Linked DNA regions of Homo sapiens: regions 1 and 2 are each linked to region 3. The links are chromatin contacts, found by Hi-C or POLR2A ChIA-PET in ENCODE. All regions are on one chromosome and are shown on one strand. Each heading gives the region's core, a stretch centred on a gene start or an enhancer-like site at or near the end of the contact. The rest is flanking DNA. Distances are from core to core; before and after follow the strand shown. Region 1 overlaps CNOT1 (CCR4-NOT transcription complex subunit 1). Region 2 overlaps CNOT1 (CCR4-NOT transcription complex subunit 1). Region 3 overlaps LOC107984867 (a long non-coding RNA gene).

Region 1 (2,700 bases), core at 31-2,530, 170 kb before region 3:
TCCATTCTAGGCCAGGTACAATGGCTCACGCTTGTAATCCCAACGCTTTGCTCCCAAAGGTGGGAGGATCACTAACTAGAGCCCAGGAGTTAAAGTCCAATATGGGCAACACAGCAAAAGGAAAAATAAATAGAGTTCAATTCCTTTATGTCTTATTTAAGCCCTTCAATATTTTAGTAGAGGTACTTTATTTTTTATTCAGTTTGCAACCGAAGTAGAAGTGGCAAGATAATTATGATTTTCACTGTTCTTATCCACCATAAACAAGAGTAACTTAGAAGTAGCACCCCAAATTACAAGGTAACAACCCTAATGAAAAAATTTAAATTTGGTTACGTACTGCCTGCAGTACACAATTAACTTGGACACTTTATTACTTTTTGAGTTAACGAAGGTGGAAAATTCTTAAAAATTTGCTTTCTTTGGACTATATCATTCAAATACCACAAATCAAAAATCATCATCACATATACTCACCAGTTCTTTAAGAACGTCAATCAAGACTTCTACATTCCATGTGTGTGCCTGTGCTCCATCACTTTTATCTTTCCCATCACTCCAGATCCCACTGCCCGGAGCAGAAATACTCTGTAGAAGTAAAACTTGAATTAAACAAACCCAACTACTCCATGTGTTCACTTCTGGTCGATAGAACAATCAATCATACTGTAATTTAATTAAAAAAAAATAAAGAGGACAGGACATTAACTCACTTGGTAAAATAGCTGAATTCAACACACCTGTAATGGAATGCCATCTGTTAATCCTGAATGAGTTCGAGCCATCATTCCCAAAACCCTTGCAACCTGGGCAGCTGTGACCTCCCGAACACCAAACTGCACGATTATATTGCGACATTCTTCAATACTGAAACAGAAATATAACTTCAGAAAAATGCTACCAGCCTCAACACCGAGATTGAGAAATTCTGGCATTAAATGAACCTTGTTTGAAAGCCTTAGTTTTACTAAATAAAACAGGCAGAGCAGTAAGTGTTATTTCTTGTTACATTTATACAGCTAGGAATGTAAAAACCATCTACTTCAGTAAGAAAATGGCAAAAGTCATTATTCTAAGTAACTCGGGAATGGAAAACCAAATATTGTATGTTCTCACTTGTTAGATGGGAGATAAGCTATGAGGATGCAAAGGCATAAGAATGATACAATGCAGTGGGCTCCCAAACCCCCTGCCATGGACTGTTATCAGTCTGTGGCCTGTTAGAAATCATCCACACAGCAGGAGGTGAGCAAGTATTTCCGCTTGGGCTCCACTTCCTGTGGAGTACAAGAGTACTGGAGTACAATGGCACAATCTTGGCTCACTGCAACCTCTGCCTCAGCCTCCCAAATAGCTGGGATTACAAGCATGCACCACCACGCATGGCTAATTTTTGTATTTTTAGTGGAGATGGGGTTTCACCACATTGGCCAGGCTGATCTCAAACTCCTGGCCTCAAGTGATCCACCCACCTCAGCCTCCCAAAGTGCTGGGATTACAGGCATGAGCCACAATGCCCAGCCTGAAAATTTTTTTAAAACAGGCAAACAATTTTAAAAAATCAGTGTAAGAGCCGGGTGTGGTGGCTCACGCCTGTAATCCCAGCACTTTGGGAGTCTGAGGCGGGTGGATCACGAGGTCAGGAGATCAAGACCATCCTGGCTAACACAGTGAAACCCCATCTCTACTAAAAATACAAAGAATTATCTAGGCATGGTGGCGCTCACCTGTAGTCCCAGCTGCTCAGGAGGCTGAGGCAGGAAAATCACTTGAACCTGGGAGGTGGAGGTTGCAGTGAGCTAAGATTGTGCCACTGCACTCCAGCCTGGGCAACAGAGCAACACTCCGTCTCAAAAAAAAAAAAAAAATTCAGTGGAAGAAAATAAGACTCATGAGTAATGCTCTCTTTCACAATAACAAAATTATCTTCAATCTTCTTTAAGATTTTAACATCCAAAGTGAGTTTTATTATTCTGATATGTACACAGCCTTGAAAATCCATCCTAACTTTTTTTTGTTAGTCTCGCTTTTTTTTGACGAAGTCTCGCTTTGTTGCCCAGGCTAGAGTGCAGTGGCACGATCTTGGCTCACTGCAATCTCCACCTCCTGGGTTCAAGTGATTCTCCTGCCTCAGCCTCCTGAGTAGCTGGGATTATAGGCACGTGCCACCACACCTAGCTAATTTTTGTATTTTTAGTATAGACAGGGTCTTCACCATGTTGGTCAGGCTGGTCTTGAACTCCTGACATCAGGTGATCCGCCCACCTCGGCCTCCCAAAGTGCTGGGATTACAGGTATGAGCCACCGTGCCCAGCCTGCATCCTAACTTTTCACTATGCATCTTATTCAGTTTGATTAACAAAAATTATATGCCAGGCACAAGTACAACACTCACAAATGCACTATTTCAAACCTCAGTGAGAATGTGATTTGTCTGAGAGTTTTTAAAACATAAGGATTTTTAAGTCAAAGCAAAGCACATTAATCCCCTTAATAATTTGCTTTTAGAAAAATATTAATAATCCAGTGTATCACAGTCTTAAGTGCTACTAACAGTGTGAAACAATATCCTTTGGTGCCCTAAGCAAGTGAGAAAAATACGCAAGAGGCAGAAAAGGAAGGAAGCCACAGAAGAAGGCAGAATGAAGAAATTAGAGGGGTGGGGGTCAGAGAGGAGAAAATTAGTCACATTAAGTGTAA
Region 2 (2,700 bases), core at 175-2,674, 220 kb before region 3:
CTCTAATTTCCCAAATCCAAAATCACAGTCCATTTTTACAAGTATTTTTGCATTGTTTTAATATTCAAATTTCCAGGAACTCCACTGTGTAAATCAAGCCAATGACTAATATCACTCATGTACTTGAGTTGCCAATCTATCAGCAGGAGGCACGTCTAGCCACCCACTCACAGTGATTCTGTATATGGGGCAAATTCATACTACCAAGCATTAACATACTGAAATACATTATGATCTCTTTTTGTATTTCGGTTAAGGCACTATATTCTAAGACAGAGCGGGTATGTTTACATATTATTTACAAATTTAATTTCAGGACAGAAAAGAGACATTAACAAAATGTTTGGGGGAAGGGTTGGCCTCAATAGGGTTAAGAACCACTTATGTGGCCAGGCATGGTGGCTCATGCCTGTAATCCCAGCACTTTGGGAAGTCGAGGCAGGCGGGTCACTTGAGGGACCCAATAGGGTTAAGAACCACTGACGTGGCCGGGCGCTGTGGCTCACGCCTATAATCCCAGCACTTTGGGAGGCTGAGGCAGGCGGATCACAAGGTTGGGAGAGCGAGACCATCCTGGCTAACATGGTGAAACCCTGTCTCTACTAAAAATATAAAAAATTAGCCGGGCGCGGTGGCGGGTGCCTGTAGTCCCAGCTACTCGGGAGGCTGAGGCAGGAGAATGGCGTGAATCTGGGAGGCGGAGCTTGCAGGAGCTGAGATCCCGCCACTGCACTCCAGCCTGGGTGACAGAGTGAGACTCCGTCTCAAAACAACAGAAAACAAACAAAACAAAAAATACAAGAAAAATTAGCCGGGCATGTTGGCAAGTGCCTGTAGTCCCAGCTACTCACGAGGCTGAGGTAGGAGAACGGTGTGAACCTAGGAGGCGGAGTTTGCAGTAAGCCGAGATTGCACCACTGCACTCCAGTCTGGGCGACAGAGCGAGACTCCATCTCAAATAAAAAGAAACCACTGATGTGGCCAGGCATGGTGGTTCATGCCTGTAATCCCAGCACTACGGGAAGCCAAGGCAGGTGGATCACTCGAGGCCAGAAGTTTGAGACCAGCTTGGGCAACATGGTAAGACTCTACTAAAAATAGAAAAGCTCCAGGAATCGTGGCTCATGCCTGTATTCCCAGCTACTTCGGAGGCACTCCAGCCTGGGTGACAGAGTGAGACTCTCTCAAAGAAACAATATAAAAAATAATAATAATAAATAAATAAATAAAACACCCCACTGATGTAGACCAAGACTAAGGCAAGAAAGGATTTCAGACCTTGTTCAGCAGATTAATCTTTGTGACAGTGTTGGTGGCCTCCCCTGAGTGTTTCACGAGCAGTGCAATGAGTCGAACAAAGGCATCCAGGTTGTGATAGCACTTGGCTCGGATCATGGTGGGATTGGCAGCAGGATTGTGCTGCTGCTCAGCCTGAGCACGGTAACTGATTTCAACACACATTTCAGTACACAGACGAAAGAACCTTGTTATGAGATCATCGGTCTTCAGTATTCCTTGCTGGTGCATCTACAACAGGAACAAAAAATAAAGACACAATGAGGTAACACACACAAATAAACTTCATATACCTTTAATTTTCAGGCTTAAGAGATATTCTCATTTGTTCCTACTGTCATATTTCTAATTCTTACATTGTAATAAATGTATTATCAGAATTATTTTCCCATTAAGGTGCCATGACAGAATTCCTCCAGTTTTAAGTTTAATGTAGAACAGGGAAGATGGAAACTGACAGACAGATTATCATGGCAATTTTGAACAGTAGGTCCCCACCAAATAATGTGAAAAATTAACCATGCAAATAAAACAAACTGTTCGTTAACTGTAAGTCATGTTAAGACATTGTGGACTCCAAGGAGAAGACTAAATTGCACATATTTTACTTTCTCACAGAATTTAAGGTAATTTACTTCTGAAGGATTTGAAGATAATTTCCTCAAACTGAATTAACCAATAACAAAGATTTTAAAACTCCAACAAGCTACCCCCAGAAAAATCAATAATTTGTACAACAGGTAAGTACCAAATGGAAATACAAATCTGATCTAGGTATTTTAATGTAATAAAATGTTACATTAAGTTAAAATAATGTGGGAAACACAAGTTTATTTAAAAGAAAGGAAAAATTAGAAACTATATGACATATGAACTAGAAGTGAAGCACAGTGGGAATGTTATTTGGCTAGTTCCCCTCAACCCTTTAAACAAACAAACAAAAAAAGACAACAGTAAAATATGCATTAAGGCTACAGAGGAAGAACAGTTCACTACTTACTAAACACAGAAACCAAGTTCCGAAAAAAAAAACTTCAAGGTTATCTTGAAATTTTTGAAACAACTTAACTGTTCCTGATAAGCAGTAAAGACAACTGAACTGGTTGGACTACGATAATACTGTACCCTGCTGGGACAGAATGCCAGCATGGCAAAGGGACTTTTTGTCTACACTGGTATCTGTAAAACTAACAGAGAGTGAGGAATATTAGGACTGAGTACTATGGTCAAGGAGGAGCGCAAGAAGGAAAGAATTTTCAAAAGGATACAAAACAGCACAGAAAAGTATAATACACTATCTTTTTCAAGAGAAAGATGAAATGAGAGCAAATAAGCCAGCAGGAAGGGCTGAGACAGGTGCCACATCCATACCCACGAAATAGCAATGATCAGAAAGACCAATGG
Region 3 (2,758 bases), core at 209-2,708:
GAAGGTCGGGTTTTCACTGGGGACCTGCTCATGTCTGCCTAGGGATTTGTCTGCCTCCTGCTGCTGTCAAGTTCATCAAATATTTATTGATGGCCTCACCAGGCCACCTATTTCATTGTGAGACAGTGTTGGGTGTGACAGTGCTCTACCTTATGGTGAGATAAACTCTATCTGTACCTTCTATTCATAGGCCTGTATCTGATCATTAGAGCCAGGAGAAAAAAAGAAACAAAACCCTGCCTATTTGAATACAGGTGTTAGTGTTTTAATAATCTCTTCTTTAGCCCATGGCATGAGAAACAGCTGAGGACCTGGGGCTATCTGGTCTGTAGCCCCTGCCCTCCTAATCTCTCTTCTCTGGCTAACAAAACATTAAAATGTCGTGATAAGAATTTAGAACCACATCGCTGCTGCTTGTTTGGTTTAAAAAAAATTAAATTAAAAAAATATAAAAAAGAATTTAGCACCACAGGAGATGTCTGACCTAGGCAAGTAGAGTGAGATGATCACTTCCATTGTTTTGAACTTTATCCTTTTATTAATACAACTCAAGCACATATTGGTGTGTTGATGATAATGGCCTGTGGCCAGCAGTAGCATATGTGAAAAAGGAATCCTGGCCGGGCGTTTTTTACAGGCATGGTGGCTCATGCCTGTAATCCTAGCACTAGCACTTTGGGAGGCTGATGTGGGTGGATTGCTTGAGGTTAGGAGTTTGAGACCAACCGGACCAACATGGTGAAACCCTGTCTCTACTAAAAATACAAAAGTTAGCTGGGTGTGGTGGTGGCAGGCTCCTATAATCCCAGCTACTTGGGAGGCTGAGGCATGAGAATTGCTTGAACCTTGGAGGTGGAGGTTGCAGTGAGCTGAGATCGCACCACTGCACTTCAGCCTGAGCGACAAAGCGAGATTCTGTCTCAAAAACAAACCACCAAACAACAACAAAAAACCCCTAAGAGTGCACAGTTTATTTATTAACCTTTTTGAGAATGTGGCAATTTTTATATAATTTTTAAAAAGTATATGTGGTGTTGAGGCATTTTAGGCACTATTGTGATTACAGAAAACGCCATTTTATGCAATACCTTTGAGAATTCACGTTGACTAGAATTCGATGTTCCACTCAGCTATGGCTTGTCTTTGGTAGGACAATTACTATTTAGCACTTGGCAAAATTCTTGGTGTAATTTGACTGGATTATTGGTAAAAAGAAGAAAAATTGCAAGTGACACTAAATTCTTCTCAGATAACTGGACATTCTTGGTTTTCCAGTATTTTAGAAAATGCTGGAGCAGGAGAAAGAATGGGGTTTGGAATTAGACACATTTGGCTTTGAATCTCTTTTCTACCACTAGGTAATTGTATGACAATGGAGAGGTGATTACTGCGCTGAAAATCAGTTTCCTGAAGTGAAAAAGGGAATCAAGTTACGTCACAGAGCCTGGTGTGAGCGGCGCTCTGTCAACACCAGCTCTTCATGGGTTGTGGTTTCCTCCAGTTCCTGGATGTGTGGAGTTCATCCTCCACTGACTGGCGCCCCGGTTGACAATGAGGTCTGGTAAGTCCTGCCACTAAAACTGTTATTGAATGTGCTCGATCTCCAGTGACTTCTGTGTTTAAAATAGGAAGTAAGGAACAGATAGATGCAAGATCCCTCTGAACCTTGAGATCTGGTAGTTCAGGAGCGTTTTCTCAGCTTGGACATCTTGTGCAGGGTGGTTATGTGCATGTGTATGTGTGCGTATGTATAATAGGCACAGCTGTGTGGAAGATAACAGGACTCTTGAAGTGAATGAGGGCGGGAGTGTGTACCTGTTGTTGCATGGGGAGGACGGCCCCTGACCAGGAGATGTTTTCGGATGCAGCCCCTGCCCCTACCAACAGTTCTCAGGGCCCTCTAGTATTCTGTGAGCTTATTGCGAGGTGTTACGGAGGTGGCCTCGGCTGGTTGTAGCATCTCTAGGCAGCGGCTGCCATCTCGTGGTAGAAGTCTCAGGATGCTTCCTGCAGAATGATGGCTTCAAGGGCTGAGCCTTTTATCTGGCTTCTCAGCAGGCCAGATTCTGCTTTTCAAAGAGAATTAGGTGATTGCACCAGAAAGCAATTTAAAAATTGTATAAACTGAACAAAGGTAGATGTATTCTGGAGTAAAATGTATGTCATGTTTATTTGTTTATTTTTATTTTTATTTTTTTTGAGATGGGATTTTGCTTTTGTCCCCCAGGCTGGAGTGCAATGGTGAGATCTCAGCTCATTGCAACCTCTGCCTCCTGGGTTCAAGCGATTCTCCTGCCTCAGCTTTTCGAGTAGTTGGGATTACAGGTGCCCACCCCAATACCCGGCTAATTTTTTTGTATTTTTTAGTAGAGTGGGGGTTTACCATGTTGGCCAGGCTGATCTCAAACTCCTGACCTCTGATCCACCTGCCTTGGCCTCCCAAAGTACTAGAATTATAGGCATGAGCCACCGTGCCCGGCCCTGTCGTATTTATTTTTAACTTTATAGAAACTTTACACAATGCCAAGCCACTTAAGGTCATCTATCCAAGCCCTTGATAAACCCGTTCACTCTGCTCTACATTGTTTACTTAGGGAAAAAAATCCAGATCTTTATAACATAGACTTTTATACTTACTGAACCAAAAAAGGTCCACATCCACTCTCCTGTTTACATTTTTAAATTTAGAAATGCTAACATGGGTATGTGTTAATTGGTAAGGGCATAAGATAAAACGAAAAGAAGAAAACATCTTCTC

Evidence for each region. Hi-C counts contacts between places; a loop is a spot of excess contacts on that map. ChIA-PET counts read pairs that join two places held with the same protein, here RNA polymerase II (POLR2A). Pooled maps may share reads with other maps.
Region 1: a loop to region 3 is called in a map of CD8-positive, alpha-beta T cell, with 2.9 times the contacts of the local background. The contact joins two enhancer-like sites. A Hi-C loop is called at or near these places in 1 of 168 maps with a recorded cell type or tissue (CD8-positive, alpha-beta T cell), 4 of 37 single-sample maps with no recorded cell type and 8 of 50 pooled maps. POLR2A ChIA-PET finds 5 or more read pairs at or near these places in 2 of 52 experiments (H1 and OCI-LY7).
Region 2: a pooled map shows a loop between it and region 3 (3-fold over the local background). The contact joins two enhancer-like sites. A Hi-C loop is called at or near these places in 4 of 50 pooled maps. POLR2A ChIA-PET finds 5 or more read pairs at or near these places in 4 of 52 experiments (A549, GM12878, activated T-cell and 1 more).

The regions. Positions count from the first base shown.
Region 1 is chr16:58,582,316-58,585,015 of GRCh38, forward strand. It overlaps CNOT1 (CCR4-NOT transcription complex subunit 1), which reads right to left. Exons shown (of 49, transcript NM_016284.5): 9 at 741-867; 10 at 478-588. Among named protein-coding and RNA genes, the nearest start is that of SNORA50A, 24 kb to the left of the region's middle. Within about 2 kb of position 1,281, at least 2 of the 41 ENCODE cell types and tissues checked have a DNase peak (open chromatin) inside an H3K27ac peak, as active enhancers do.
Region 2 is chr16:58,532,869-58,535,568 of GRCh38, forward strand. It overlaps CNOT1 (CCR4-NOT transcription complex subunit 1), which reads right to left. Exons shown (of 49, transcript NM_016284.5): 40 at 1,279-1,527. Among named protein-coding and RNA genes, the nearest start is that of SNORA46, 14 kb to the right of the region's middle. Within about 2 kb of position 1,425, at least 6 of the 41 ENCODE cell types and tissues checked have a DNase peak (open chromatin) inside an H3K27ac peak, as active enhancers do.
Region 3 is chr16:58,754,618-58,757,375 of GRCh38, forward strand. It overlaps LOC107984867 (a long non-coding RNA gene), which reads left to right. Exons shown (of 3, transcript XR_001752227.2): 2 at 1,359-1,561. Among named protein-coding and RNA genes, the nearest start is that of GOT2, 22 kb to the left of the region's middle. RefSeq lists a silencer at 1,788-2,082. Within about 2 kb of position 1,459, at least 2 of the 41 ENCODE cell types and tissues checked have a DNase peak (open chromatin) inside an H3K27ac peak, as active enhancers do.